2 separate regions of the Homo sapiens genome follow, and region 1 is linked to region 2. A link is a contact called in ENCODE Hi-C or POLR2A ChIA-PET data. All regions are on one chromosome and are shown on one strand. Each heading gives the region's core, a stretch centred on a gene start or an enhancer-like site at or near the end of the contact. The rest is flanking DNA. Distances are from core to core; before and after follow the strand shown.

Region 1 (5,727 bases), core at 2,649-5,148, 260 kb after region 2:
AGAGTCTTAGGAGGAGTGAGAGATTTGGGGAACCCTGCATGAGGTGCAGGGGGTCCTTAAGGAGCAGCCTGGAACAATGTGGGGGTGGGGACGAAAGGCAGGTATTGTGGAAATTCTCAGAAACAAATAAGCCATTTCCATCATTTCTGTTCTGTCAAAAAAAGGAGGCCCAGAGCCCTATTGCCTTATTCAAGAGACAGATGTGTAGTAGATAGGATGTTGGTACAACTGTTCTAACAAAGGCCAAAGTAAAGTGACTTCAAACGAGATGGAAGGGTTATTCCTCTCTGATGGAAAAGTCTGAGCTGGCAGGCAGGGGGTCCCTGGGATCCATGAAGTCTAATTCAATTGCACAAATGCTTAATTGGGTGGCTACTAAGTACCACCTATAGCCCCATGTGTTATGTGAGCTGCTTGAAGGCAAGGATCATGCCTTATTCAGGCCTGGTAAATGTTTCCTAAATGAATGAATGAGTCAAATGTATGAATGAATGAATATGCTAAGTATTCAAAGGATTCAAAGATGACAAAACCAAGTTTCCTACCCTCAAGGCCTCACAGTGAAGACTTCAACTGCAGGCATGATGTTCACTGTGAGGAAACAGTGCCTCCCAGGGTTACTAAGGTCACAGCCCTCTAACTAGGGTGCAGTCAAGGAACCTACAGCCACCAGCCAGAACCTGCACCTTCACCATAGACCCAGAAGCAGCCAACAGGCAACAGGTAACTAATGCTGATGGGGAAGGAGGACACTGGCTCTGTCAGCTTCTCAGTGAGTGTCCCAGCAGCCAATGCCCTCATTAACCTGATAAGGCTGGTCTAATTCGTGGCTAGTGTACCAAGTCGTTTCATCATAGTGCAGTCTAGACCAGAGATTTTTGTAAGAACCACCTATCTAGACCCATTCTAGCTAGCACCTGGGAGCTTATTAGAAAAGAGAATCTGGGGTCTCACCCCAGACCTGCCTGTTAACAAGGTCCTCAAGTGATTCGTATGCCCACTGATGTCTGGGAAACACTGAAATCTATTCATCGAGGAAACTGGGTTTCAGATTCAAAAGACATGGATTCCTTTACCAGCTGTGCCTTTGATTAAGTCTGTAGTTTAGGGAAGGGCGGATTGCTTCTCTGGGCCTTGGTCTCCTTTCCCATAAACCAAGGAGGTCGGGATGGATCATCTCTAGGGCCCCATCCCATTCTCATGCTCTGGCCGTCTATGAGTCGCTCAGGCTTGCACAGTGGTAGGCTGTAGATCCAGGACTGGGGCGGGGCCTCCTTCCCAAGCTCATCCCCCACCCCCACTTCCGGGGAAGGCTGGTCTGCCACCTTCACTGTGTCCTACATAAATCTCTTCTACCACCCAGCCTCCCTCAGGTGACAGCCTGGGAGGAGGCCATCCCTGTGCCATTTGTGAGCCCTGGCTCAGTGCAGCAACAAGTGAGTGAGAGCTCAATGGGTCAAGATGGGAGCACTGCTTTGCCACGGTTCTCTGGCATGGCATGAGGACTCCATAAACCTCTGGGCCTCTGGAGGCTTCCACTTCCTGATCTGAAAATAACAAAATTGACCTTCCAATCTCTGTTTCTCACTTTCTGTGATTCAATGACATTGGAACTGTTTCTGTTAAGGGGAAAAGCAGAATCCACGGTGCTACCACTGAGATAGCTCCATGGTTCAGCCTCCAGGTTCAGGCCGTCTTAAGTCTTTAACCACCGACTGCATGAATGGAAGCTTCCATTATTCACTCAGCATACACTTGCTGATCCCTACTAAGTTTCATAGCCTTCATGGTTGGATAAAACACACTCCTTACTGCAGCTCCCGCTTTGGTGGAGGAAACAGATATGTGTGCAGACAGCTCCAGTGAGTGGAGTGTGATCAGTGCTCTAAGAGAATACAGGAAGGACAACTGATCCAGACCGGGGCAGAAATCTGATCCAGATAGAGAGAAATCAGGTAGGGCTTCCTGTAGGAGGTAATGGCTGACATGAAGGAAGGCATTTACGAACCTAGACTGCGTTCACCCATTTGTGATGAAGACATCAAGAGAAGGCAGCAGTTCACACTCCCTGTGTGCCAGGCACCAGGCTATGCATTTTCTGTAAAGTGCCTCATTTAACTTTTATACTAATCCTGTAAAGAAGCAGGCCTTGGTATCCCTATTTGTCAGATGAGACAATTGAGGCACAGAGTGGTTAAGTACCACATCCTTGCTCGCAGAGCTGGGCAACAGTGAGGCTGACCTCCCCAGGCTGTCTGCATAGATTAATGCTGGATGTTAACAGCTATCAAAAAGAGGGTTCGCCCCCCACGGGAGAAAACAGCAAGGTCCGGGGAAATAGAGATTTAAAGAAATACTACACACACACACACACACACACACACACAGACATATACACACACACATTCATACATAGACACACACACAGACACATATACACAGACACACATGCACACACACACACACACACCCCAACTAGAGAAATATGAATGAAAAGATTCTTCAAGCAGTTTTTTTAAAGGGAATAAAAAGGTGTGGCCAATCGGGGAGGGAGGCCAAAGTGGTCCAGCAGTGCGGCATCTGCGCCTCCGCGGCGGCAGGGGCCCCGCAGCAGGCGCGCTGGGAGCAGCTTCTCTCGGGGCCTGCCGCGTTTATGGCTTCAATAGCGCCGCTCCGGGTCCCCGCGGCGTCGGAGAGGCTTCTGCCTAGCGCCTCTCTGCTGCGCGAGGTCGTCCCGGCCTTACAAAAGGAGCTCCTCGCTGGTGAGCTCAAGACCCCAGGCGGGCTCTCCCCGAAGGGTCACTTCTCCGAGTGTGTCGCCTCCTTTAGTCTTTTCTTTTCCTCTCTGTGGTGGCTTGTGATGTCTCTAACGCTGGGGCCTCCTATGGACTCCATCCCGAGATGGAGACTGGCAGAGCTAGAAGGTCTAAACATCTGAAAAGCAGGCACGCATAGTCCCTGGGGAGAAGGCAGGGAGGCAGGCAAACCCCTGGAGTGCCACCCAAACAATTGGACTTTTTAATTGATACTGTTTTATTTTGGCCAATTTTCCACTTAGGGGTGGAGAAAAGGGAAGTAATTTTTGGCATTTACTTTTTTTTTTTTTTTTTTTGGAGACAGAGTCTTACTCTGTTGCCCAGGCTTGAGTGCAGTGGCGTGATGGCTCACTGCAACCTCCGCCTCCCAGGTTCAAGCAAGTCAGCCGCCTCAACCTCTCGAGTAGCTGGGATTGCAGGCGCCTGCCACCACGCCCTGCTAATTTTTGTATTTTTAGTAGAGACGGGTTTTCGCCAGGCTGTTTGCGGGCTTACGCCCGCGTCGGCCTCCCAAACTGTTGGGATTACAGGCGTGAGCCACCGCGCCTGGCCATTTTTGGCATTTACTATGAAGCAAGACGTAATGCTAGGTGCTTTATGTACTTTGAGCTTATTTTATCCTCACTATAACCTTATGAGGCAAAGTGCATTGTTTCTATTCCACAGATGAGGAAAATGAGGCTCAAAGAGGTTAGGTAACTTGCCCAAGGGGCACACAGCCAGTAAGTGGAGAAGCTGAGAGATGAACCCAGGTTTCTATGACTCCATGCTCCTTGAATCTTTGAGTTGTGATGCCATCCCTGTGTTTCTGAGAGGAAATAGTAAAAAGTCAGGGAAACATCACGAAATTATGGCAGTATGTTTTTTAAGCCAGCATGAATCTTGGAGGTGATCTAGAAGTTCTTTTATATTATGGATGAAGAAACCTGAGGCCTACAAGTCAAGAGAATCGTGCATGACAACTAATTATTAAAACCAGGGTAACTGGAGTCTGCCCAGTGTTAGTGGTTATCTAGTTCAGTTCAGTTCCGTTCAGGTCAGTTTCGTTTTGAAGACTTTTCCTTGGGCAGTTTCCAGCTTCAGGAATAAACAGCTCCAGAAGGAGCAAGTGTAATGATTGCCTGACCTGTGCAAAGAAGTGAGGAGTAGCCAGTGCTGGAAAAGTTCCTCCTAACACTGTGGAGAAAACAGGGAGACCAGAAGTGTGTGCCCAGGAGTCCTGGTGGTGCCACTCACCAGAATCTACAGCCTGGAAGATGGCACCATGCAAAGGTCTGGGGCTCCTTGCTCCCCACATTGCCCAGTATGATGCCTGCACAGTCATGGCACAGCACACTGCCAGGCCCTGCTATCTGCAGCCTGCAGTACTAGGTGCAAAATATTCTGCTAGTCCTTAGCACCTACATGACCTAACTCTGGTACTGCTCTATTTTTCCTCTGGGAAGTATTTCAAAGTTCTCCTTCATATTGGAAGAGGAGGAAGTAGGAAGTGGTGCACGCTTAAGAATGTTTCTGGTTTACTCCTACACAGCCCAGACTGGGGAAGTCCCCCGGGAAGTCCCCCAGAGTCCCAGAGAACAGCAGTCGTCCCTTGATTCTGAAAATTCTCTTCACCTTCCAGGAAGAAAAGCTCATTTCTAACAAGAGACCTAAATTTGTCAAAACCCAAAAGCAGCTAAAACTAGAGATAAGGACAACATAAGAAAGGAAAATTATAGGCCGGGCCTGGTCACTCACGCCGGTAATCCCAGCACTATGGGAGGCCAAGGCGAGCGGATCACCTGAGGCTGGGACTTCGAGACCAGCCTGACCAACATGGAGAAACCCCGTCTCTACTAAAAATACAAAATTAGCTGGGCGTGGTGGCACGTGCCTGTAATCCCAGCTACTCAGGAGGCTGAGGCAGGAGAATCGCTTGAACCCGGGAGGCAGAGGTTGCAGTGAGCCAAGATAGCACCATTGCACTCCAGCCCGGGCAACAAGAACGAAACTCCATCTCAAAAAATAAAATAAAAAAAGGAAAATTATAGACCAATCTCACTTATGATCAAACATACAAAACTCCTAAATAAACTATTAACCAATCAAATTCTTAAGCTTATATTTTTAAAAGTATTAACAATACACACAACTGAATTTGGTTTATCACAAGAATTCAAAGAGGGTCTAACATATGAAAATATATTTATAATCCACACTAAGAGGTTAGTGGGGAAAAGCCTTAGGGTCATCTCAATAGATGCAAAAGGAAAAAAATAAAATTCACCCATTCCCAATTAAAACTTATCAGACTAAGAATAGAAGAGGGCTTCTTGATTTTGACAAAGAGTATCCATGAAAAACCTATAGTAAACATCACACTTGAATACTTGAATGGTAGAACTTGAGAAGCATTCTTTTTTTTTCTTTTTTGAGACACAGTTTTGCTCTTGTCGCCCAGACTGGAGTGCAACGGCACGATCTCGGCTCACTGCAACCTCTGCCTCCCAGGTTCAAGCAATTCTTCTGCCTCAGCCTCCCAAGTAGCTGGGATTACAGTTGCTCACCACCGCACCTGGCTAATTTTTTGTATTTAGTAGAGATGGAGCTTCACCATGTTAGTCAGGCTGGTCTCGAACTCCTGACCCCAGGTGATCCACCCTCCTGGGCCTCCCAAAGTGCTGGGATTACAGGCATGCGGCACTGCGCCTGGCCAAGAAGCATTCTCTTTAGAGACAGGACTAGGACAAGGATGTCCTCTATCAGTGATTCTATTCAACATTGTACTAGCAATGCTAGCCAGAACGGTAAAGAAACCAAAAAAAGGAAAGATGAAAGGATAGGAAGGAGGAAAATGACACTGGTATTATTTCCAGACTATATTATTACTTATATGGAAAATTCAAGGGACTCTACAGACAAGACATTAAAA
Region 2 (6,151 bases), core at 755-3,254:
TTACTCCCATCTAGGCATGAATAGTCGTGTGTTTATGTGTACACAATGTGACAAAGAAGAAACACAATAGCCACAATTTATCGGGCACTTATTATATGTCAGGTAGTAGAATAGGGGTTCTGCACACATAACCTCATGCTTTTCATATATATGACCTGATTTATTCCTCATAGCCATCTGTGAAGTAGTTAATATTATTTTTATTATTATTATATATTTTTTTGAGACAGTCTTGCTCTGTTTCCCAGGCTGCAGTGCAGTGGTGCGATCTCGGCACACCACAACCTCCGCCTCTCGGGTTCAAGTGATTCTCATGCCTCAGCCTCCCTAGTAGCTGGGACTACAGGCGTGCGCCACCACACCCAGCTAATTTTTTGGTATTTTTAGTAGAGACAGGGTTTCACCACGTTGGCCAGGCTGTTCTTGAACTCCTGACCTCAGGTGATCCGCCCACCTCAGCATCCCAAAGTGTTGGGATTACAGGCGTGAGCCACCATGCCCAGCCAGTAGTTAATATTATAATCCTCCCTTTCAGATGAAGAAAATGAAGCTCGCCAGGCACAGTGGCTCACGCCTGTAATCCCAGCAGTTTGGGAGGCCGAGGCAGGCAGATCACTTGAGGTCAGGAGTTCAAGACCATCCTGGCCAATATGTTGAAACCCCATCTCTACTAAAAATACAAAAATTAGCTGGGCATGGTGGCACATGCTTGTAGTCCTAGCTACTCTGGAAGTTGAGGCAGGAGAATCACTTGAACCTGGTAGGTGGAGGTTGCAGTGAGCTGTGACAGTGCCACTGCACTCCAGCCTGGGTGACAGAGTGAGATTCCATCTCAAAAAAAAAAAATAAAAGAAAATAAAAGAAAAAAGAAAATGAAGCTTACACAAGTTAAGTGACTTGCTTGGAGTCACACAGTTGATATTATATATGGTGATGCTGAGCTTAGATTCCAGAACTGCTTTGAGAGCCTATGCTTCTAATCACTATTCTACAGTGTCTCTCTGAGGCAATAGGCTTAAAAAAATAGATTCCAAAAATTGCTGCTTTCAAACGTGTTGTCTTTTAAAGAAATCTCTTTGAAAAGTGCCAGCTTACCCCATCAATACTGCCATTGTTCAGGCTCTTTGGCCTTCAGAACCATACACAATCCTCACGAGAAAATGAGTCTCAATTTTATCATCCTCATCTTTTAATCTAAAATGGTATTACTTAACTTGATCATGCACCTTATTCCCCGGACTTTGATCTAAATGAATTTTAGCTGTTAAAAATCAAATCCACCTTTAAAGGATAAATATTTGTCCTCATCAAGATACTCCATTCACTTCAGTGTCGAAAAAGAAACGATCCAGAGTGTTTTTAACAGCATCTTTGGAATAAGTAATTCATCTTCCAGGGAGATTGCTTTGAAGGAGAGCCTCATGTGGGATGCATAAGCTCTGGTATGTTTATTTAAAACATACCTTAAATTTCCTTACACATATTCACAAGTAACTTGCCTGGAAGCCCCAGACACTCAGCTCTACTAAGGCAGGAGAAATTGATGAGGTCATCAAGTCCTTTTGAATTGTATGTTCCTAGACTCTTAAACTTTTATTCAGTGAATTGTAAACATGAGCAAAAGGTTTCACTGCGGGAAAGGACCCTGCCTAAACAGAGACGCTCACACACATGCACCTCAACCCACCTCTCCATTCTGCAATGTGGAGCCTTAAGCCATTGCTGGCTTAGGGCTAGAGAGACTATTTGGGGCTCTGAAGAGACAAATCAGAATAGGCAGCTTTTTTGATAGGAAGTCAGCAACTTCCATTCTTGCAACTACCCTGAGCTTAACTTAAATGCCTTCCAGTTGCTAAAAACCTGCAGCTGTATCTGAGCCCAGACAGCCTTTTAACAAAAGTTGTCCATTTTTATGTGGCCAGCCATTGGGTAATCAATACACACGAGATCATCCTTCCACAACCTTTTTCAGTCGCCAACACTTGATGAGTCAGGGTAGTTAACCCAGCCCAAAGACACTGTAGCTGGGCTTCATCACTACATTAGACCCTACTTAAACCCTTCCTTGCTGATTTACTTACAGCACAGCTCTTCTACTTTTTGCAGTAACATAACTTTGGTTAAAGTTCTTGTCACTTTCAGTTTTGCCTACGCTGCCTCCCACTTCCTCCCAAAGCACCCCCCGCCCCCATCATGCTGTGCTCTCCAGATGTTCACAGTCCTGAAATATCCCACATGACAAAATATATACATGTTGTAATTATCCAAGTAAGTCCATCTTTGCTTACTTTGGTCTGGTTCCCATTTGTCTTATCAGTTAAATAGCAAAACTTTGATTAGTGTGGTAGGCAGAACACTGCCCACCCCCCAACCAAAGATCCCCACATCCTAATCCCAGGAACCTATACCCATGCTATGTTACATGGCAAGGGGGAATTAAAGTTGCAAATGGAATTTAGGTAACTGATTAGCTGACCTGAGAATAGAGAACATATCCTGGATTATCTAGGTGGGCCCAATGTTATCACAGGGTCCTGAAAGTGTGTAAACCAAAAAGTATCTGAGACAAGCCTCAATCAATTTAGAAAGTTTATTTTGCCAGCCGGGCACGGTGGCTCACGCCTGTAATCCCAGTGCTTTGGGAGGCTGAGGCGGGCGGATCACGAGGTCAAGAGATCGAGACCATCTTGGCCAACATGGAGAAACCCCGTCTCTACTAAAAATACAAAAATTAGCTGGGCGTGGTGGCATGTGCCTGTAGTCCTAGATACTCAGGAGGCTGAGGCAGGAGAATCACTTGAACCTGGGAGGTGGAGGTCGCAGTGAGCCGAGATTGCGCCACTGCACTCCAGCCTGGCAACGGAGCGAGACTTTGTCTCAAAAAAAAAGAGAGAGTTTATTTTGCCAAGGTTAAGGATACACCTGCGACACAACTTCAGGAGGTCCTGACGACGTGTGCTCAAGGTGGTTGGAGTACAGCTTGCTTTTATACATTTTAGGGAGACATAATACATCAATCAATACATGTGAGATCTACATTAGCTCCATCTGGAAGGGCAGGACAACACAAAGGTGGGGAGGGCTTCCAGGTAACAGGTAGATTTAAACAGATTCTCACTGGCAATTGGTTGAAAGATCTGTTATCTGTAGAAAAGAATGTCTGAGTTACCATAGGGGTTGCAGAGACCTAGGTTTTATCATGCAGATAAAGCCTCCAAGTAGCAGGCTTTAGAGAGCAAAGTAAATTTCTTATCAGACTTAAGGTCTGTGTTGATGTTAATGCTGGAGGGGTCTAATGAGGTATGTCCAACCCCTGCTTCCCTTCATGGCCTGAACTGGTCCTTCAGGTTAGATTTTTAGGGTGCCCTGACTGAGAAGGGAGTCCATTCACATGGTTGTGGGCAGGGCCTTTGAATTTTATTTTTGGTTTACAAGTGTAAGAGTGAGGCGGAAGAGAAAGAGTGATGTGATGGAGAACCGGGCCTGCTGTTGCTGGCTTTGAACATGGGAGAAGAAGGCCATCAGCCAAGGAATGCAGACAGCCTCAAAAAGCTGGAAGGGACCAGGAAACAGACTGCCCCTACAGCCTTCAAAATGGAGCACAGCCCTGCCGAAATCTTTGTTTTTAGCCCAGTGAGTACCATTTTAGATTTATGAACTAGAGAATCGTAAGAAATTTGTGCTATTTTAAGCCACTGAATTTATGATAACATGTTATCGCAACAATAGGAATCCAACACAATCAGCTGAAGCCTAAATAACCAGAAGACACATTCACTTCACATTTTCTGCGTATCACTTTTGAGAGAAATATTCAAATCTCAAGAGAAACTTAAATCAACAGTTTACTTTTAAGCAAGATCCTAGATTGAATTCTCTTCAAACAGACCCTGACAGGATTGGGGGCCACAGGTTTATTGGGGAGCTCTCTCTGGTGCAAAAAGCTAGATCTGGCTGAGACACTGGCCTGCAATGCAACTGCATCTGAGGCCTTAGGCAATCCTACAATCCTACAGGCAGCTCTGGAACTGGGATGGCCCTTCAAAATAGCCCCAAACTGAGGCAAAGGGGCTGAAGCTCTGTATCCACATCATCTGGTTTGAGAGACAGAACAGCCTTGGGTGAGGCGGTTCCTGGTGGCTTGGAGCAACGCCCAGGCAATAAGATACTGTGAGCCATCCACCTTTGATATTTCTACCTACTGCTGCTGGGGGACGGATGGGTTGGCGCTGAGGAGAGGATCTGGGCAGGCGCTAGGATATTCCCTACAAGCAATCTATGTTTCTATGGGCGTGTCCTGAGATCAATACCTATTCCATCTTGTCTTGCTATGACATAAGAAGAGCTATTATTAATTTAGTGCTTCCTACATAACAGAGACTATTTGAAGGACTTTACACTCACTGTCTCTAGTCCTAGCCTCCTCCTAACCTAGCAAAGTAACTATAATTAGTTCCACTCTGCAGATGAGGACACTAAGGCTCAGAAGCTTAGACAGGCGGAGTGCTTTGTCCCAGGCCACCCAGCTAGTGAAGTGGCAGAGCCAGGTTTTGACATCAAAGCCAGCCCATTTTATCCTCAGTCTTCCACAGAGCACACGGACCACACCCCTAGAAAGAGAGTCAGCATTCACAGACATCAACCTGGCACCACAAAAATTCTTGGTCCTCAAAGAAAGATAAGATTGTATTTGGTAAACTCTGATTCCTAAATAGGAAAAGGAGCCTGAGACAGATTGATAAGATATTAAACAAGGCTGAAAATGAAGAAAAAAAAAAAAAACTTCTGGTGGCCCAGAAGGGTTGAGTTGATCAAAGTTTGAACTACACACTGTAAATCAAAGTTAATTACATTTTTACTCCAGGTTGTATGTGGTGGATTTTGTCATCATTTTTACTTGTTCCTCGGTGTTCTCTTTCCCAGTGGAAGCTCCTGGGGGAAAAGGGCCAAGAGGTTCTAAGTTTCCTCATATGGCCCCTAGCACCACATCAACACAGGAGAGCACATCATAAATACCATTTGATGATTTTCTTCCCGCGCATTCATAGCCCCAGACCCTGTGTAAAGGCCTGCTGAGCAATATCATTCACTGAAGTGCTACTCTCCCTGCAGGTTGGGTCCAGAAAATATGGTGCTCGGAAAACACTGTAAAAGCTGCCTCTTTAATAAGGATCCTGGTGTCCCGTGATGGATGCTATAAAACCTCAGACTGGCTGGTGTGCTCACAGCCATGTAGGACCATTAACAGCGTCTGGTCCTGTGGTAACATACTTCATATTCACAGTGCAAAAGAGAAAGCATTTATTATAAATAATGCTAGGTGACCCTGGAGTAAACACAGCTGTGCCCTCGTGGTGTCTTGTCAGTGGTGCTCCCTCAGTAGATTAAAGAAATCCATGTTTTATGGAGCCATCACTTATTCTGTGTATACACAGAGGGCTGGTTTGCTATCAACCTGCAGCTCACTGTGTATAAGGTTTCAGGCCCAGGAACTGCATGAAGCTGAGATGCTTCACTAAAACACTTATTCTTGCATGTTCTAATATTTGCAAAAGGGGATGAGAGTCGGTTTCTATTTGTTCCTAAATGATTTACACGACAATTGGGGCTCTATACAACTTGTGGCTGCCCTTCAGATTTCTTATAAGCTCCTCTCTGCACTGAGCTTATAAGCTCCCCTGCAGCTGAGGCTGGGGGAATGAACATGACTGTCATCCACTAGCTGTGGGACTTGGGGCTATTCCTTTAACTCTTTGAGTCTTATTTTTCTCTCTTTTTTTTTTGTTTGATTTTTTTGAGATGGAGTCTCACTCTGTCACCCAGGCTGGAGTGCAATGGCACGATCTCGGCTCACTGCAACCTCCGCCTCCCGGATTCAAGCAATTCTCCTGCCTCAGCCTCCCAAGTAGCTGGAATTACAGGCACGCACCACTACGCCAGGCTAATTTTTGTATTTTTAGTACAGATGGGGTTCCACCATGTTGGCCAGGCTGGTCTTGAACTCCTGACCTCAAGCGATCCACCTGCCTCAGCCTCCCAAAGTACTGAGATTACAGGTGTGAGCCACCACAGCTGGCCACTTTTCTCCTTCTTAAACATGGGAGAATGAGCTCTGTTTCCTGGAATTTGTGCTAAATTAGATGGTCATCCC

The links. Hi-C counts contacts between places; a loop is a spot of excess contacts on that map. ChIA-PET counts read pairs that join two places held with the same protein, here RNA polymerase II (POLR2A). Pooled maps may share reads with other maps.
Region 1: a loop to region 2 is called in a pooled map, with 1.9 times the contacts of the local background. The contact joins two enhancer-like sites. A Hi-C loop is called at or near these places in 2 of 50 pooled maps. POLR2A ChIA-PET finds 5 or more read pairs at or near these places in 3 of 52 experiments (B cell, WTC11 and activated T-cell).

Annotation. Positions count from the first base shown.
Region 1 is chr2:202,168,755-202,174,481 of GRCh38, forward strand. All of the region lies in intron 15 of KIAA2012, which reads left to right. Among named protein-coding and RNA genes, the nearest start is that of KIAA2012-AS1, 55 kb to the left of the region's middle. RefSeq lists enhancers at 2,146-2,964, 4,217-4,426. Within about 2 kb of position 3,899, at least 2 of the 41 ENCODE cell types and tissues checked have a DNase peak (open chromatin) inside an H3K27ac peak, as active enhancers do.
Region 2 is chr2:201,908,072-201,914,222 of GRCh38, forward strand. No RefSeq gene overlaps it. Among named protein-coding and RNA genes, the nearest start is that of CDK15, 100 kb to the left of the region's middle. Within about 2 kb of position 2,005, at least 3 of the 41 ENCODE cell types and tissues checked have a DNase peak (open chromatin) inside an H3K27ac peak, as active enhancers do.